Linked DNA regions of Homo sapiens: region 1 is linked to region 2. A link is an interaction called in ENCODE POLR2A ChIA-PET data of the cell type or tissue named here. Cell type or tissue: B cell. All regions are shown on one strand. Links, peaks and the distances in the headings refer to the core of each region. The heading gives the core; the rest is flanking DNA.

Region 1 (8,341 bases), core at 284-8,283, 120 kb before region 2:
CCTAACAGATACCAGAGGTTGCCTCTGGGGAGGGATGTAGATCCACGTGAGATAAAGGTTATGAAGGAAGAATTTTCGTTTTATATTTTGTATAAGGTATTATTCATCCCACCAGACAGCTAGTACCAAAAAGAGGCATATTCTATCTTTTTAATCAATCTCTTGTTGCCCTGCACATGGCTGTTCCTGCTTTTCCACCCAGCAGTATCTTGTGTCTTCATCACTTCCCTTCAATGCTTTACAAACTTACTCTCCTTCATTTTCTGAAGTTGCAGTCAGCTTCCCATTGGTGCTGTCTTTCCCCTTCCTCATATGAGAGCATCCATTTTGATTTACAGCTGGAACAATATATACATCTCTGTGTAATAAATAGGACAAGAATTATCCCAACTTACAGATGGGCGAGTGCTTCAAGTAGGCAACTTCCTAAGTGGGCAAGTTTAGAATACGTCTTTCAAGGTTATCCAAGGTTGTCCAAGTAAGTTCACAACCACATTCCCAGCTCAGAGGTCCCTTTATGGAGATTACACTTCTGAGCCTTTAACCTTGTAGGCATTAGCACAATGTTCTACTTAAAAGAAGACAGATCCTAGGTCTACCCCCAGATCAAACACCTGCAATAGGTTTCCATTGCCTCATTAAAACAGTCCAACTACAGATATGTAGGGAAAATGGGGACTTAGAATCAGAAGAATTTGGAGAAAATTATTCATGTTGCAAAACTCATTGTTTTCTAAAGAATTCCTTTACATCTTCAACTTCCTGTTGAAGCTATGTGATTATTTTGTGGTTCACTAATTATAAAAGTATAATGTAGTCAGAGATGACAGAGAGAGTAAAGAGAACACAATCCTTTCCCATTTTTAATATTTGAAGTTTATTTTTAGTGTGTGTGTGTGTGTGTGTGTGTGTGTGTGTGTGTAAAATAGAGATGGGGTCTTGCTATGTGCTCAGGGTGGTCTCAAACTCCTGGCCTCAAGTGATCCTCCTGCCTCAACCTCCTGAGCATCTGGGATTACAGGTATAAGCCACAGTGCCCAGCTTCCTTTCCTGTTTCTGAAGATGATGTGGAAGAAGTCGGCCTCTAAATGAAATGAAACGCCAATGCTCTAAGACTTAAGACTGCCAGGAAGTCTCATAGCTCTGCAGTCTAGAGACCAGCTGGTCCAGCACCCACTCTGCCTTCCACTCTGCTTTTTCTCCACACCCTGGTCACTTCCATGGAACCTCCTTAAGTGTGCTGGTCAGGCCCTGGAGTGGGTGACAGAATGCTGGATGATGAGTCTGTGCCTAAATCCATGTTTAGCTGGTGGAGTTGCCAGCTCCTTTCAGTCTAGGAAAAGTCAAAAGCCACTTTGGGTTAGATACCTTCTGTTCTTCATGAGTCCCTTGGCTGAACCTTCTCAGTTGAGCAAGTGCAAGGTGAGCACACGCTGTTTGCCCTTTTCTGTCACCTGTCTTAGTTCCTTGCCCTTTTCCATCACCTTAGTTTTCTGTTAGTACACAAAGCTCAGAGACGAAGTGAAGAAGTTTGCAGAAAGAGTTCTGAAGTCTTGTGAGGGAAAAGATTCTAGACCCCCAGCCATTCCTTCTCTGCATTTGGAGTTTGGGAAACCTGTCCTGGTAGAGCAGAGTTGCCCCATCTGATAATTCTATATGTTCAAGTGAGAGAGTATCTAGAGCAGCAGTCTCCAGCCTTTTTGGCACCAGGGGCCAGTTTCGTGGAAGGCAATTTTTCCATGGACCCGGGGTGGGGAGATGGTTTCAGGATGATTCAAGTGCATTCTGGTTTATTGTACACTTTATTTCCATTATTATTACATTGTGATATATAATGAAACAATTATACAATCTGACATAATGTAGAATCAGTGGGAGCCCTGAGCTTGTTTTCCTGCAACTAGGTGGTCCCATGTCGGGGTGATGGGAGACAGTGACAGATCATCAGGCATTAGACTCTCATGAGGAGCATGCAACCGAGATCCCTCGCATACACAGTTCACAATAGGGTTTGCACTCCTATGAGAATCTAATGCTGCCTGCTGATCTGACAGGAGTCAGGGCTCAGGTGGTAATGCAAGCTATGAGGAGCAGCTGTAAATACAGATGAAGCTTCTCTCACTCACCTGTCACTCACCTCCTGCTGTGTGGCCCAGTTCCTAACAGGCCACAGACCAGTACCAGTCTGTGGCCCTGGGGTTGGGGGCTCCTGGTCTGGAGAGTATAGAGTAAACTCTAACAGGAGTGCAGAGGCTGACCATGGCACTTTGGGATGCTGTGGGGTGGAGAGCCTTGCTTTTACCTCAAAATATAAAATTGTATGCCCCAGTTAATCTGAGTAGGAATAATATCATTGGCTCCCTTTAGCATAGCTGTGATAGGCTGAGAGCACTCTCAGAATTTAATTAATTCTCAAGGAAAATCAATGGGGGAGAAACACAGATATATAAGATAGGATTCAATTTCCAAAGATTACCTTCTGATCTGGTCACATCAGGTGCTTCCAGGCCTTAAAGGCCTTATCATCTTTTCAAAGTCACATTGTCTTGACATGCCTGTATCCTATCCCGCATCGCTATAATTTTGTGGAACCTCATCTGTGACTCTACTTCCTAAGTCTGAGCATGTTTATGACTAGAGAGTACCAGGTTAACAGCAATTTTTCAAGAGCTATCTCAGAAACAACTGGAAGCTTCTGAAATCAGGGCAAAGAAATTCCAGTTCCCCATTGTCCTCCACCTAGGGCTCTCCTTCTGAGTTCAGTTTTCATATGACTCTTTCCCAGGTGTCTTTTTAATTACCGTAACGTTCATATAACAAGACTTCTGCCCTGAAAAGATCCTTAGAGTCTGTCAATTCCAATCTGTTCCCTTTACAGAAGAAGAAATGTTACAGAGAGATAGAGATAAGAGAAAATGCAGTGAAGAATCCATACCCTTTTGTATCTTTAGGGCAAAGCATTACAGCAAACATAGGGAAATGAATAGAAAATTATAGACACTTTGGAGATGTCATAGTCTAGAATGAAAATTCCATGAGCCATCTGGCCTCTTCATTGCTGTGTCTCTTGTTCCTCTCTCATGCTAGAAACTCAAGACATTTTGTATTATTGAAACTGTGACCCAAACAGTTAAAGAAACCAGTGACTAGATAAGAAAAGAAAAAACTTGCTGAAATGCGGAAACTCCCTCTGCTTGCAACATAACAAACCTAGCTGAAATCAGTTGGAACCAATATGGCCAAATGGAGTCAGTGCAGAACGAGCTTGCTGATGTCACAACCCAAATTTCCACTGCATGTTTCACACTAACTTCCCCCAAATTTGCAACATGTGACCCATGAGGAAGCGTGCAGAGATAACTGTGTGTGCCAAGGATTTTCTGGATCTCCCCTTTCCTTCCACCAATCACCAGTTAATCTCAGAATCCACCCCTAACCCTTTTCTAATAAAAATACTGCCTTAAAGTCAGCACAAGGAGACAGATTTGAGCTGAACTTCTGTCCCCTTGTTGGTCGACCTACAATAAAAAGCTTTTATTTTCTCAAAACCCCAGTGTCATAGTATTGGTTTCTAGCACTTCAGGCAGCAAGGCCTTTTGCTTGGTAACAATATGAATAAATGTCAAACTTTGTTTAAGTAAATTACCCACATAGATACCTAATTGTGGAGACAAGCAGAATGAGTATGTAAATTACCCTGGCCTGAGAGCTTTCTCTGGGTTGCCTGGCAACCAAGGTAGCCTGAAAGCCCCACCTCTCCTAGGAGAGGCTACAAGTTCTCATAGGACCAGGGACATTCCTTTCTCCAGTGGGAGTGGCTGTCTCAAACTAACTTCCCACAGGTTTAGGACCCCTAAAGCCTCCAGGTGCTGAGCCTCTGGCATTTCCTAGCAATCCCCTAAACAGCTAGAACCTAAGCTCAGGCAGCTTAGTAGCTGAGCCCAAAATATTGATTTTCTCAGACTGCTCTCACACCAAGAGGCTGTAATTCAGAGACAGACCCCACTCCTATAACGATGGAAAACAACAGGAAGTGGGATGTCTCCCTTGCCGCAAGGCCCCTCAGTGTGTTTGTCGCTGCTCTGGCCATAGTCCGCCTCTCTGGGGATGCCAACACAAGAAAGGACACATCACCTGCGGACCTATTTGTGAGTTTCAGTCTGCTCGCTGCTGGTTACCCACCCCTTGCACCAATTCACAACACCACGAGTTAGAATAGAATCATTGTCATGTTTAGAACCTGAAGCTATTCTCATTGTACCAATGTGGTAACTGAGGACCAAATAAATTGAGTGCCGGTCGTAAGTCATGTGGTAACTAATGACAATCAGGAGTATATCCCAAGCCTCCTGGGTGCTTCCTCAGATCAGTTATTTGGTCACTTAGGGTGAAAAAGGGTGATTAATGCATGTATTAGGGCTTATGGGGTGGAAGGACCTAGACATAAGCTTTTGGAACTGCAATAGCCCTCCCATAGATCATGGGAAGTCTATTACCCTCCCAAGGATTTCTGCAAACTCCTTATGGGCTGTATTTTCAGAATAATCTTCAGTATCCATTTCTGCTGATTAGATCTGTTTCTGCTGATTAGAGAACTCGGTATTCAAATTTCCAGTGGTCTCATAAATACAATTTTTAAAGTTCAGTTTCTTTGAAACGGGATTCAAATAAACCAAACTTTAAAAATTATATTTGTGAGATCACTGGAAATCTTGTGACTAGTGGATATGTTCCTAAGTCTTTATTAATTAATAAGTTCTATTTCCACCTCTTGTTATGTAGTCCTTTCAATTTATCTGTTGAATAAGCCAAGGTTTCCCACAGTTTGGATTTTGTCAATTGTATCCTTGTGGCATTAATTAATATGGTTCTCTGTTAATTCATTAGGGATTTTTTAAATGGTGTTAGTCTATGTTACTTCTTCATTTATTAGCCAGAATAATAACTTCTATAAAGAGAAACTTTCCCTGATTGACCGTTATGTTATTCAGAGCTGTTTCTAATGGGGAAGACAGGATAGGTGCTTGATTCTCTCCCTTAATTTGTCTGTTTTCAATAATGAAAAATATTTGAAGATAACTACTGAGTTTTTTTAAAAAAATTATGAAGTCATGAATTTAAATATATTTTGCATCTTTTAGCTAATTGCAGTCTTTGTGCTATTTTTTTTTTTTTTTTGAGATGGAGTCTTGCTCTGTTGCCCAGGCTGGAGTGCAGTGGCATGATCTCGGCTCACTGCAAGCTCCGCCTGCCAGGTTCACGCCATTCTCCTGCCTCAGCCTCCCGAATAGCTGGGACCACAGGCACCCGCCACCACGCCAGGCTAATTTTTTTGTATTTTTAGTAGAGACGGGGTTTCACTGTGTTAGCCAGGATGATCTCGATCTCCTGACCTCGTGATCCACCCACCTCGGCCTCCCAAAGTGCTGGGATTACAGGCGTGAGCCACTGCGCCCGGCCGTCTTTGTTCTTTTGAATGCATAAATGTCACATCTTTGGCCAGTGGGAGCCTATTTGAGTTGGCTTTTGAATCATTTGATTCATCTTGTGTATTTCAGATCTAGAATCATATTTCTCTTGAGAATCTTGGTTTCTTTTACTGAAAAATGGTATGTGGGCCACAGTCTAGAAACTGGGAGCATTCATTGTTACTAGGTTGTTCATTGTTTCTTGGGATTTTTTTTAGCATGAAATATATTGAGAGTTCATATTGAGACTTCCAGTGCAAATTTAGTTCTGTAGAGTCTTATTTTTTTTATCTTCCATCTATATCTCCTTTCTCTGTGCTAAGTATCTAAGTTTTCTATGACAGTGGGATTGATGGAATTAGAATATCATATAATTACCCACCCATTTTTTCTATCTTACCATGTCTCTGAAACAGTTTTAGAATAACAATACCAAAACTACTACCAACACTATGATTTCTGAAAACAGTTTAAGATTTTCTTTTCTTTTTTTTTTTTTGTAGTTGTTTTGACTGTAGGATATATCCCAATTACCGATTTTTTTTTTTTTTTTCAGAGACAGAGGCTCACTGTCATCCAAGCTGGAGTGCAGTGGCAAGAACATACCAGTTACTGAATTTTAAAATCACTTGAAATAGTTCTTTTATTTTGAGTCAAGTTGGCAACCAAGGTAGGCTTGACCACAAAGAAAAGAATTATTCCAAGTGACAACATTTAGATTTAAGCTCAGAGGCTCCATTTTATTTTCTATGCTTTGGGATTGCTTTTTATAAATTTTTTATTTTGCTTTATAGAATTATGAGAAATTAATGGATAAAAATCTTTACATGTAGAAATGCTAAGTTACTCCTGTGATATCTAAAAGTCTGATAATGCCCAAAAGGATGATTACATGCTGGAAAATTCTTCCTATTTTGAGAACACATGTTGAACATGTGATAGATGCAAAGATCCAATTGATTATTTCTCTTTGTGTATATGATGTTGCCCTGATTGCCCTCAAACTGTTTTACATTAGAGAGGTTTGCTTTCTATAACAGACATACCAGATCCCTTGAAGGGGTAGGGTATCATTGATGTTGTGCCATCAAAAGACATATGCCTAATGGGGAAGAGAGTGAATGAGGGCACACAGTGGTGAGAACCTGTCATGTGTGCTAGATATCATTAAAGTCTCACAATTGAATATTTTAAAAAAAGTAAATACTGCATTCTGCTCCATAATAATATGCATATTATATAAAGATAAAAAATTGCTTTTTAAATAACTTGCCATCACAAAAATGGGCACAACAGGAAGCTGCATCATGTTTGAGGTGCAGCTTTCAGTCCTTTATGACATAGCACTTAATATCCCTCAGTTAGGAGACATACGCAGTGGGCTATCAGGACTGCTTCATCACATAGTGCTCTAACATATTTCTGGAATAACTTGAAAGCATTTCTGAATAATTTAAATTATCTTTCATTTTCAAATTGATTCAGAAGATCTCCTTTTTCCTGTCATTTGGAAACATCTTGAATTTGGAATCTTGCGTCGAGTTTGATAGGGGCTGGGTGGGAGAAGGGCAGACAAGAAGAAGAAAGTGTATCTTTCCTGCCCTCAACTTTCCTGGAAGCTTTTCTTGGTCTGTTTATTGCTGTCTTGGAGTTCAGGCAGCCCTGACCTTATGAACATAGTTAGAACCTGTAGCGTCAGTCATCCATGGTGTCATTTGTGGCAGAAAAAAATATAGGATGACTTGCCTTTACAATTTATTAATAATGGCTGCTAGCTTTGTGCTTACTTTTTAAAATGTTCTCTACCTCCCTTGTCCTCAAATCACACCTTCTTTTCCTGATCCTATATTCTTTTATCTAAAATTATTTTTTCTCTTGAAATTAGAACTTATTTTTTTAATACCTTCCTTCTTAACCTATGTGATTTCTTTTCTTTCCAAACCACCTATTAGCTGGGTGGAGGAGCTTCTTGAGGTCAGATTCTATTTCACAGGTAAACACATATCTAAGCTCTGTTAGCTCAGTTCGAGTGGAATCTCAACCTTTGAAGCTGAAAGAAACATGGATATCTTCTAGGCCAGTGGTCTCCTGGCTGCATTTCAAACAACAGGTCTCCTCAGAGAAAGCAGAGGCCACCACAGAATGAAAAAAGGCAGTTGAATAGGCTTCTTTTTACCTCTTACAGGGCAGTTCTGGTTTTATCTGCCTTAAATTTGGAGATTCCTTTCCTCCAATACTTAATCTTTTTTTTCTTAAAATAAAATTTCACAATAATAGACAGTTTGAGGGTTACTGATTCTAGACCAGTTATCTAATTTTCAGACAAGAAACGTGAAGCTCAATTTACCAAATTGTCCAGGTCACACAGTCAATTATAGAACGCAGACTTGACCAAGATCTTTTGACTTCCCCACTTACTATGCCTTCTATGACCTCCTATTTCTATAAGACAACAGAAATCAACATCAACAATGAAAAGCTTTTTATTTATTTTAAAAATCTATTGTTCTTTTATCTTGTTGCTTGAAGGGCACAATGAATGTCAGGCAGAATTGAGACAAACAAGAGAAAATTGCCTCAAGATTTTCTGAAATACAACTTGACAAATATTTTTATGTTGTACTAAATTAAAATATTTTCCAATGAAGAGAAAAAATTCTAGGCAAACTTGTCTGGTTGTGGTAAAAAAAAAAAAAGAATACGGATGACTAAATCATCATAATTTGTATTCCAAATGCAGAGAATGGTGAATAGGAAGAATATCAAATAGATAATTCATGTTTTTAAAATTAATGTCCCTATTGAAAGCCAGCCATACAGATTTATGACAGATGACAAATACCTTCCAAAAAAAAGAATGGTCCTAGTGATGT
Region 2 (8,341 bases), core at 113-8,112:
CCCCACCAGATTAGCTACATAAAGAGTGTTGACACAAAGTTTCTCCAAGTCCCCACCACAGTACCTAGATACAGAGTGTCGATTGGTGCATTCACAAACCCTGAGCTAGACAGAGTGCTGATTGGTGTGTTTACAAACCTTGAGCTAGATACAGAGTGCCGATTGGTGTATTTACAATCCCTTAGCTAGACATAAAGGTTCTCCACATCCCCACCAGACTCAGGAGCCCAGCTGGATTCACCCAGTGGATCCCGCACCAGGGCTGCAGGTGGAGCTGCCTGCCAGTCCCACGCCATGCACCTGCACTCCTCAGCCCTTGCGTGGTCAATGGGACTGGGCGCCCTGGAGCAGGGGGCGGCGCTCGTTGGGGAGGCTCGGGCTGCACAGGAGCACACGGAGGGGGTGGGAGGCTCAGGCATGGCGGGCTGCAGGCCCCGAGCCCTGCCCCGTGGGAAGGCAGCTAAGGCCTGGCAAGAAATTGAGCACAGCACTGGTGGGCCGGCTCTGCTGGGGGACCCAGTACATCCTCCACAGCCGCTGGCCCGGTTGCTAAGCCCCTCATTGCCCGGGGCCAGCAGGGCAGGCCAGCTGCTCTGAGTGGAGTCCCCCGAGCCCACGCCCACCCGGAACTCGCACTGGCCCGCAAGCACCGTGCGCAGCCCCAGTTCCCACTCAGGCTTCTCCCTCCACACCTCCCTGCAAGCTGAGGGAGCCAGCTCAGGCCTTGACCATCCCAGAAAGGGGCTCCCACAGTGCAGCGGTAGGCTGAAAGGCTCCTCAAGTGCCGCCAAAGTGGGAGCCCAGGCAGAGGTGCCAAGAGCGAGCGAGGGCTGCAAGGGCTGCCAGCACACTGTCACCTCTCAGTGTCATTATTGTCGTTCAGTTTGAAGAATTTTTTAATTTCCATCTTGATTTCGTTTTTTGACCAAGTGCTCATTCAGGAGCAGGTTATTTAATTTCCATGTATTTGCATGGTTTTGAAGGTTCCTTTTGGAGTTGATTTCCAGTTTTTTCCCACTGTGGTCTGAGAGAGTGCTTGATATAATTTCAATTTTCTTAAATTTATTCCAGCTTATTTTATGGCCTATCATATGGTCTATCTTAAAGAAGGTTCCATATGCTGTTAAATAGAATGTGTATTTGCGATTATTGGATGAAATGTTCTGTATATATCTGTTAAGTCCATTTGTTCCAAGGTAGTTTAAATCCATTGTTTCCTTGTTGAGTTTCTGTCTTGACGACCTGTCTAGTGCTATCAGTGGAGTATTGAAGTCCCCCACTATTATTGTGTTGCTGTCTATCTCATTTCTTAGGTCTATTAGTAATTGTTTTATAAATTTGGGAGCTCCAGTGTTAGATGCATATATGTTTAGGATTGTGATATTTTCCTGTTGGACAAGGCCTTTTACCATTATATAATATCCCTCTTTGTCTCTTTTAACTGCTGCTGCTTCAAAGTTTGTTTTGTCTGAAATAAGAATAGCTATCTCTGCTCCCTTTTGGTGTCCATTTGCATAAAATGCCTTTTTCCACCCCTTTACTTTAAGTTTATGTGAGTCCTTATGTGTTAGGTGAGTCTCCTGAAAGCAGCAGATAGTTGGTCAGTGAGTTCTTATCTATTCTGCAGTTCTGTATCTTTTAAGTGGAGCATTTAAGCCATTAACATCCAGTGTTAGTATTGAGATATGAAGTACCATTGCATTCATTGTGCTATTTGTTGGCTGTGTACCTTGGTTTTTTTGTTTTTGCTTTTTAAATTGTATTTTTGTATTATAGGTCCTGTGTGATTTATACCTTAAAGAGGTTCTGTTTTGATGTGTTTCCAGGATTTGCTTCAAGATTTAGAGCTCCTTTTAGCAGTTCTTGTTGTAGTGGTTTGGTAGTGGCGAATTCTCTCAGCATTTGTTTGTCTGAAAAAGACTGTATCTTTCCTTCATATGTGATTCTTATCTTCACTGGATACAAAATTCTTGGCTGAAAATTGTTTTGCTTGAGGAGGCTGAAGATAGGGCCCCAATCTCTTCTAGCTTGCAAGGTTTCTGTTGAGAAATCTGCTGTTAGTCTGATAGGTTTTCCTTTATAGGTTAACTGGTGCCTTTGTCTCATAGCTCTTAAGATTCCTTCCTTCGTCTTAACTTTAGATACCCTGATGACAATGTGTGTAGGTGATGATCTTTTTGTGATGAATTTCCCAGGTGTTCTTTGTGCTTCTTGTATTTGAATGTCTATGTCTCTAGCAAGGCTGGGAAAGTTTTACTCTATTATTCCCCCAAATATGTTTTCCAAACTCTTAGATTTCTCTTCTCCCTCAAGAACACCGATTATTCTTAGGTTTGGTTGTTTAACATAATCCCAGACTTCTTGGAGGCTTTGTTCATATTTTCTTATTCTTTTTTCTTTGTCTTTGTTATATTGGGTTAATTTGAAGACCTTGTCTTTAAGCTCTGAATTTCGTTCTTCTACTTGTTCAATTCTATTGCTGAGACTTTCCAGAACATTTTGTATTTCTATAAATGTGTCCAATGTTTCCTGAAGTTTTTATTGCTTTTTTTTATGCTATCTATTTCCTTTAATATTTCTCCCTTCACTTCTTGTATCACTTTTCAGATGTCCTTGCATTGGGCTTCGCCTTTCTCTGGTGCCTCCCCAATTAGCTTAATAACTAACCTCCTGAATTCTTTTCCAGGTAAATCAGGGATTTCTTCTTGGTTTGTATCCATTGCTGGTGAGCTAATGTGATTTTTTTTTGAGGGGGGGGGCACGGTATTAAAGAACTTTGTACTTTGTTTTGCCATATTACCAGTGTTGTTTTTCTGCTTCCTTTTCATTTAGGTAGGCTCCGTCAGAGGCAAGGTCTAGGGCTGAAGGCTGTTGTTCAGATTCTTTTGTCCCATGGGGTGTTCCCTTGATGCAGTACTCTCCCCCTTTTCCTATGGATGTGGCTTTTTGTGAGCCAAGCTGCAATGATTGTTATCTCTCTTCTGGGTCTAGCCACCCAGCAAGTCTCCCCACCTCCAGGCTGGTACTGGGGGTTGTCTGCACAGAGTCCTGTGATGTGAACTGTCTATGGGTCTCTCAGCCACGGATACCAGCACCTGTTCTGGTGGAGGTTGCAGGGGGGTGAAATGGACTCTGTGAGGGTTCTTAGCTTTTTGGTGGTTTAATGTTCTATTTTTGTGCTGGTTGGCCTCCTGCCAGGAGGTGGCACTTTCCAGAGAGCATCAGCTGTGGTAGTATGGAGAGAAACAGGTGGTGGGCGGGGCCCTAGAACTCCCAAGAGTATACGCCCTTTGTCTTCAGCTGCCAGAGTGAATAGGGAAGGCCCATCAGGTAGGGGCAGGACTAGGCATGTCTGAGCTCAGACTCTCCTTCGATGGGTCTTGCTGTGGCTGCTGTGGGAGATGAGGGTGAGGTTCCCAGGTCAATGGAGTTGTGTACCTAGAAAGATTATGGCTGCCTCTGCTGAGTCATGCAGGTTGTCAGGGAAGTGGGGGAAAGCCGACAGTCACAGGCCTCATTCAGCTCCCACACAATTCAGAGGGCCGGTCTCCCTCTCACTGTGACCCGCTAACAACCCTGAGGCTGTTTCCAGGCAGTGGGCCGAGCAGGGCTTGAGAACTTGCCCCAGGCTACCTGCCTCCCAGCTGTGAAAGAACACAGCTTTTGTTCTTCCCCTGCCTGTGGAGTCTACACACCAGATTTGCACCCTCCCCTGATTTCCGGCCAGGAAGCTTCTTTCTGGGTTCAAATTTTTTCAAATTTCAGCTGGAGACTTCCTTCTTCCTGTGGTGTTTTCCCCCATACCTCTGGCTGCCCTCCCGAAGGATCCCTGTCATGCCAGGCAGGAATAGCCTGCTTGGGGACCCAGCGAGCTCCTGGGGCCTTTCCCGCTGCTTCCTCTACCCCTGTATTTTGCTGGGCTCTCTAAATTGGCTGAGCTCCAGGTAAGGTTGGAAACTTCTCCCGCAAATTAAGCCTTCTTTTATTTACTCCAGTGAGGGTGTGTGTTCAGGAGCGGAGGGTTTCCCTTTCCCACTTCTGCAGTTTGGGCACTCACAGTATTTACAGTGTCTTCCAGGTCCTGCAGGAGCAGTCCGCTTCTTTCAGAGGGTCTGTGGATCCTCTCAGGATTTCTGGTTTATTCTTGTCATTCTGGAGCTAAAATTCATGATGCAAGCCTCTGCACACTGCTCTGTCCATCTGAGTCAGAGCTGCAATCTAGTCCTGCCTCCCATCTGCAATGATGATCTTTTGTTGTTGTTGTTTTTTTAAAGAAATTAGCAACACAAAAGTGAGGCAGACGAACTAGTTGGGCTTCTAACTCAGCACCCAGATATAAACAAATTTAGTCATAGGAACCTTGACTTCAATTAATCTTCTCTGGTCATAATTCTTCTTGACTTATTCTCTGCTAATCTGCCATGCTAGGTTTATTGATAGACATCCAAAATGATCAGAGATTCTGAGATGTTACTTTTTCATTTCTGCTGCATGGCATTCTAGAGTTTCCCCACCAGCCAAACCAATGCAAAACTTGACTTTGTAAACTCGAGCGCTCACACCTTCAGTCTAGGTTTGTTTCTCCTGGCACACTATTCGTCATGCTTGTTACTGCAATCGATTTCTATTTTCCTCTAAACCTCCATCTTTCAGGCTGAACTTGATCACAGGCTGAGTGGATGGGTAGGGGATAGAATATGGAAATGTTTCTCTTTCTAAATGTGATTATAAAATAGGAATTTGTTATATCTTTTTCAGGCATATCCACAGCTCTTCAAATAAGCAATGTGATGTTAGCAAAAGTGCAGGGGCTCCTTGAGAACTTTCCAGGGCTAACCAGCTGCTGAGGAGTGGCCTCCAGGAAAGAGAGAAGCACTCTGATTCAGGCAGTGATTTACACCTAAAATACCAACTCCATCATATCTTCAGAACAATTCTTCTAGACCTTGCATCTAAATATGGTAAGTGTGAAATATATTTTATACCTAACTTGGTCCCCAGTATTATTTTCATTACCAAGATTTTTTTTTTTTTTTTTTTTTTTTTGAGATGAGGTTTAGCTATGTTGCCCAGGTTGGTCTCAAATTGCTGGCCTTAAGCAATCCTCCCACCTCAGCCTCCCAAAGTGGTAGAATTACAGGTGTGAGTCACTACACCTGGCCCCAAGATGTATTTTTAACCATAATTGGAGCAAGCAACATGTTTAATGGGGAAAATAGATAATTTTTGAATTTTGTGATTTGGAAGCTTATTGTTAACAGTGCTAAAGAAACGTTAAAAACACTCCAAAATGTGTCTTTAAGACTGTGGTACACATTGATCAAAGTGAGAAGATAACCAGTTAATTAAGGTTTCTTTTGTCCTTATTTCACTCTTGTATTAGTTATCCACTGCTGCATAACAAATGGCCCCCAAAGTGAGCAGTGTAAAAAAAATTTATTATGTCAGTTTCACAGTATTCACAGTTTCCGTGAGTCAGGAATCCCAGTATTTCTCAGCTGGGTGCCTCTGGCTCAGTAGCTTTCATGAAGCTGCAGTTAAGCAGTCACTTAGGGCTGGGGCTGTGGGGCTGTGGTCTCCACTGAAGACTCCACCGGGGGAAGTCAGCTCTAAGCCCACTTACCTGCTGGTTGCCAGGCCTCATGGGCAGTTGGACAGAGGGCTCTATTTCCCACTGTTGGCTGAAGGCCTCCCTCAGTTCCTTGTCACATGAACCTCTCCACAGGGCTGACTATAAACACAACTGGCTTTCTCCAGAGTGAGGGATGAGAGAGAAGGAGAAAGAGGATACTCAAGAAAGAAGCCATAGTCTTTTTATGACTAAATCTCAGGAGTGGCACTCCTTTACTTAGCTATTGTTTTCTATTCACTGGAAGTGAGTCACTATGTCCAGCCCACATTCAAGGGGAGAAGATTGCAGAAGGAAGCAAGGATAATTGGAGCCCATCTTAGGCTTACCACAGCCCCCATTTCCAAATATTTTAATGTGTAATCCTCAATGGAGAATGTCTTGAACTAGTGTCACTGAGATTCTTCAATCATTAGCTACCACAAGAAAATCGGAATTCCTTTGAAAATTCATTTCAAACTAGTTCATCCAATTTGCAAACACATTCCCTTAGACAGGGGTTGATTTATTCCTCATCTTTGTAACCTCCTTTTCCACTCCCCCCATATACATATTTTCCATTTTAAGCCTAGTCTATCAGCTTCATTTAGAGATATCTGGAAGGAACAAAGAAACAAACACAAAAATATCTGACTGACATAACATACTAGCTGTATGGCTTCAGTAAAATCACTTAACTATTATGGGTCTTGGTTCCTTCATCTACTGGAAGAATGGCTTGATCCCAATGATCTCTTAGGCCTCCCACAGATTTAGAAGTTTATGAGATTTTGATTCCATGTGTGTAAACTAGGGATGGAACTAAATGTGTGGCAGAAATAAAGACTTCAGAGGTCTATAGTGAAAGTTAAATGAATAAGTTTTGGGAGTTTTATGAAGCACTTTGTACACTCTAAAGTCCTATGCACATGTAAGGGCTTATTCTTATTTAGCCCTTATCATGAATAGATCAGGGCAGAAGGGCACAGTAGTGATAGTAGTCTTCTTATTCAGCTAGTCAGGTGGCCCCCAGTGTCACTCTCTTAGATCCATTCTTTCCCAGTGGAAAAACACCAGGAAGGGAGTCAGCAGAGGAAGTGACCCAGTGGAAGAAGTGACCCGTGAGGGAAATATTGGACCTATTTTAGATTCTCAGTGTGCTAAGAACTCAGGGGGCTTCTGTGACTTCTCTGAGTTACCCTGGATCTCCACGTACACTCTTTGGCCACCCCTCCACAGCAAGAACTTCTCTCCTGGAGCCCAGTCCTGCAAATTCTCTCTTCCCTCTGCCAGCCACCTTCCATCCTTTGGACCCTCCCTTCTGAGATCCTACTATTCCTTGGATAGTGACCCCCCATGTAGCTCATCAGTCAGTGTCAGCTCTACCTGGTTCCATAGCAAATTGCTAAATATGAGGTCTTTTACGTATTCTTGAGTATACACTTTATGCATACAAAAGATCATTCAGGGGTTTGGTCTGGTTTTTAGACAGCAATGTTAGATTTATTCAAGCTCTATATTTAAAAATGCAATTCATATTTAGGCTTTTGTGTTCATCTTATAAATCCTATTTTACTTGTAAAATAAAAACTTCTGCCAAATTTTAGCAATCACAGTTAAGGATCCCTTGAATAATATTTGGTCTCATTTTATAAAGCAAGCTAATTAAACATCTTTGAATACTTTCAATTACACTTACAAATATAAGTACTTTTAAGCACTTCAGTATTCTTTTTTTTGGTGGGAGCTGGGGGCAATGGGAGGGCAGGGACAGGGTCTCACTCTGTTGCCCAGGCTGGAGTTCACTGGCATGATCATAGTTCACAGCAGCCTCAAACTCGTGGGCTCAAGCAATCCTCCTGCCTCAGCCTCACAAGTCGCTAGGATTACAGGCATGTGCCACCAGGTCTGGCTAACTTTTGTATTTTTTGTAGAGATGAGGGTCTTGCTATGTTGACCAGGCTGGTCTCAAACTCCTGGCCTCAAGTGATCCTTCTGCCGTGGCTTCCCAAGTGTTGGGATTACAGGCGTGAGCCACTGTGCCTGGCCCAATTTTCTAATAGTAAAACTTCCCATGCATGTAAGTATTTACTGAAAATTTAATCAAGCAAATTTCTAAATGTGATGAATCTTAAATTTAAGAAAATGTTCATATATTGTTTATAAATTTAGTAAATACATTAGCCAGTATAGGTTAGGCTATGGTATGATAGCAAATAAGCCTGAAATCTTGATGGCTTAAATGTGTCAAAGAGAATTCAGCCTCATCAGATACCCCTGGCAGTCAGAGTGGGGCCTATGATTCATTTGGGGCAATGAAAATTTGTGGTATTTCCAAGTAGAAGCAGTCAAGAACAGCATGTCTCCTCCATCTCTCCTTTTCTTGTGAAAGTGACTTGGATGGTGCAGCCACTGGATGGGGGAGGCCATGTGGTCCACACTGTATTTGCCTGAAGGAGAAACACACCTGGATTGTGTTGTGAGAGACCATGAAAGACTGAATTGTCCACTGGGGATCCCGTCCTTGCTCAGAAAAAATCAACCAGAGCACCATTCATATCAGCTTTTATTCAAAAATACCAGGCATGAGAAGGATCCAAAGGGGCGTTGTAACTTGGGGAAGGAGGGCAGAATGTTTTATAGAGCTTTAGCAGGAAGGTGTCAGCTGAAGTTCAGCCATCGGCAGCAGTGGTTTGTCAAAAGAGTTTGAGAAGGGGGACGAATTGTTTTAGT

The links. Peaks named below come from ENCODE experiments on the same cell type or tissue, not always from the same donor. Only the 100,000 strongest peaks of a DNase experiment are listed, where the experiment ranks them.
Region 1: POLR2A ChIA-PET joins it to region 2 with 5 read pairs; 2 of 35 experiments call an interaction of 5 or more read pairs at or near these places.

The regions. Positions count from the first base shown.
Region 1 is chr13:50,632,445-50,640,785 of GRCh38, forward strand. No RefSeq gene overlaps it. Among named protein-coding and RNA genes, the nearest start is that of DLEU1-AS1, 110 kb to the left of the region's middle. RefSeq lists enhancers at 3,033-3,232, 3,629-3,923 and a silencer at 3,629-3,923. In B cell, for the core only: no CTCF peak of the experiment used is centred there; DNase peaks (open chromatin) are centred at 3,287 and 3,707; H3K27ac peaks cover 2,574 bases.
Region 2 is chr13:50,753,005-50,761,345 of GRCh38, forward strand. It overlaps a transcript of DLEU7 not described here. Among named protein-coding and RNA genes, the nearest start is that of DLEU7-AS1, 51 kb to the right of the region's middle. RefSeq lists enhancers at 3,229-3,278, 3,309-3,358, 3,389-3,498. In B cell, for the core only: no CTCF peak of the experiment used is centred there; a DNase peak (open chromatin) is centred at 3,267; H3K27ac peaks cover 1,132 bases.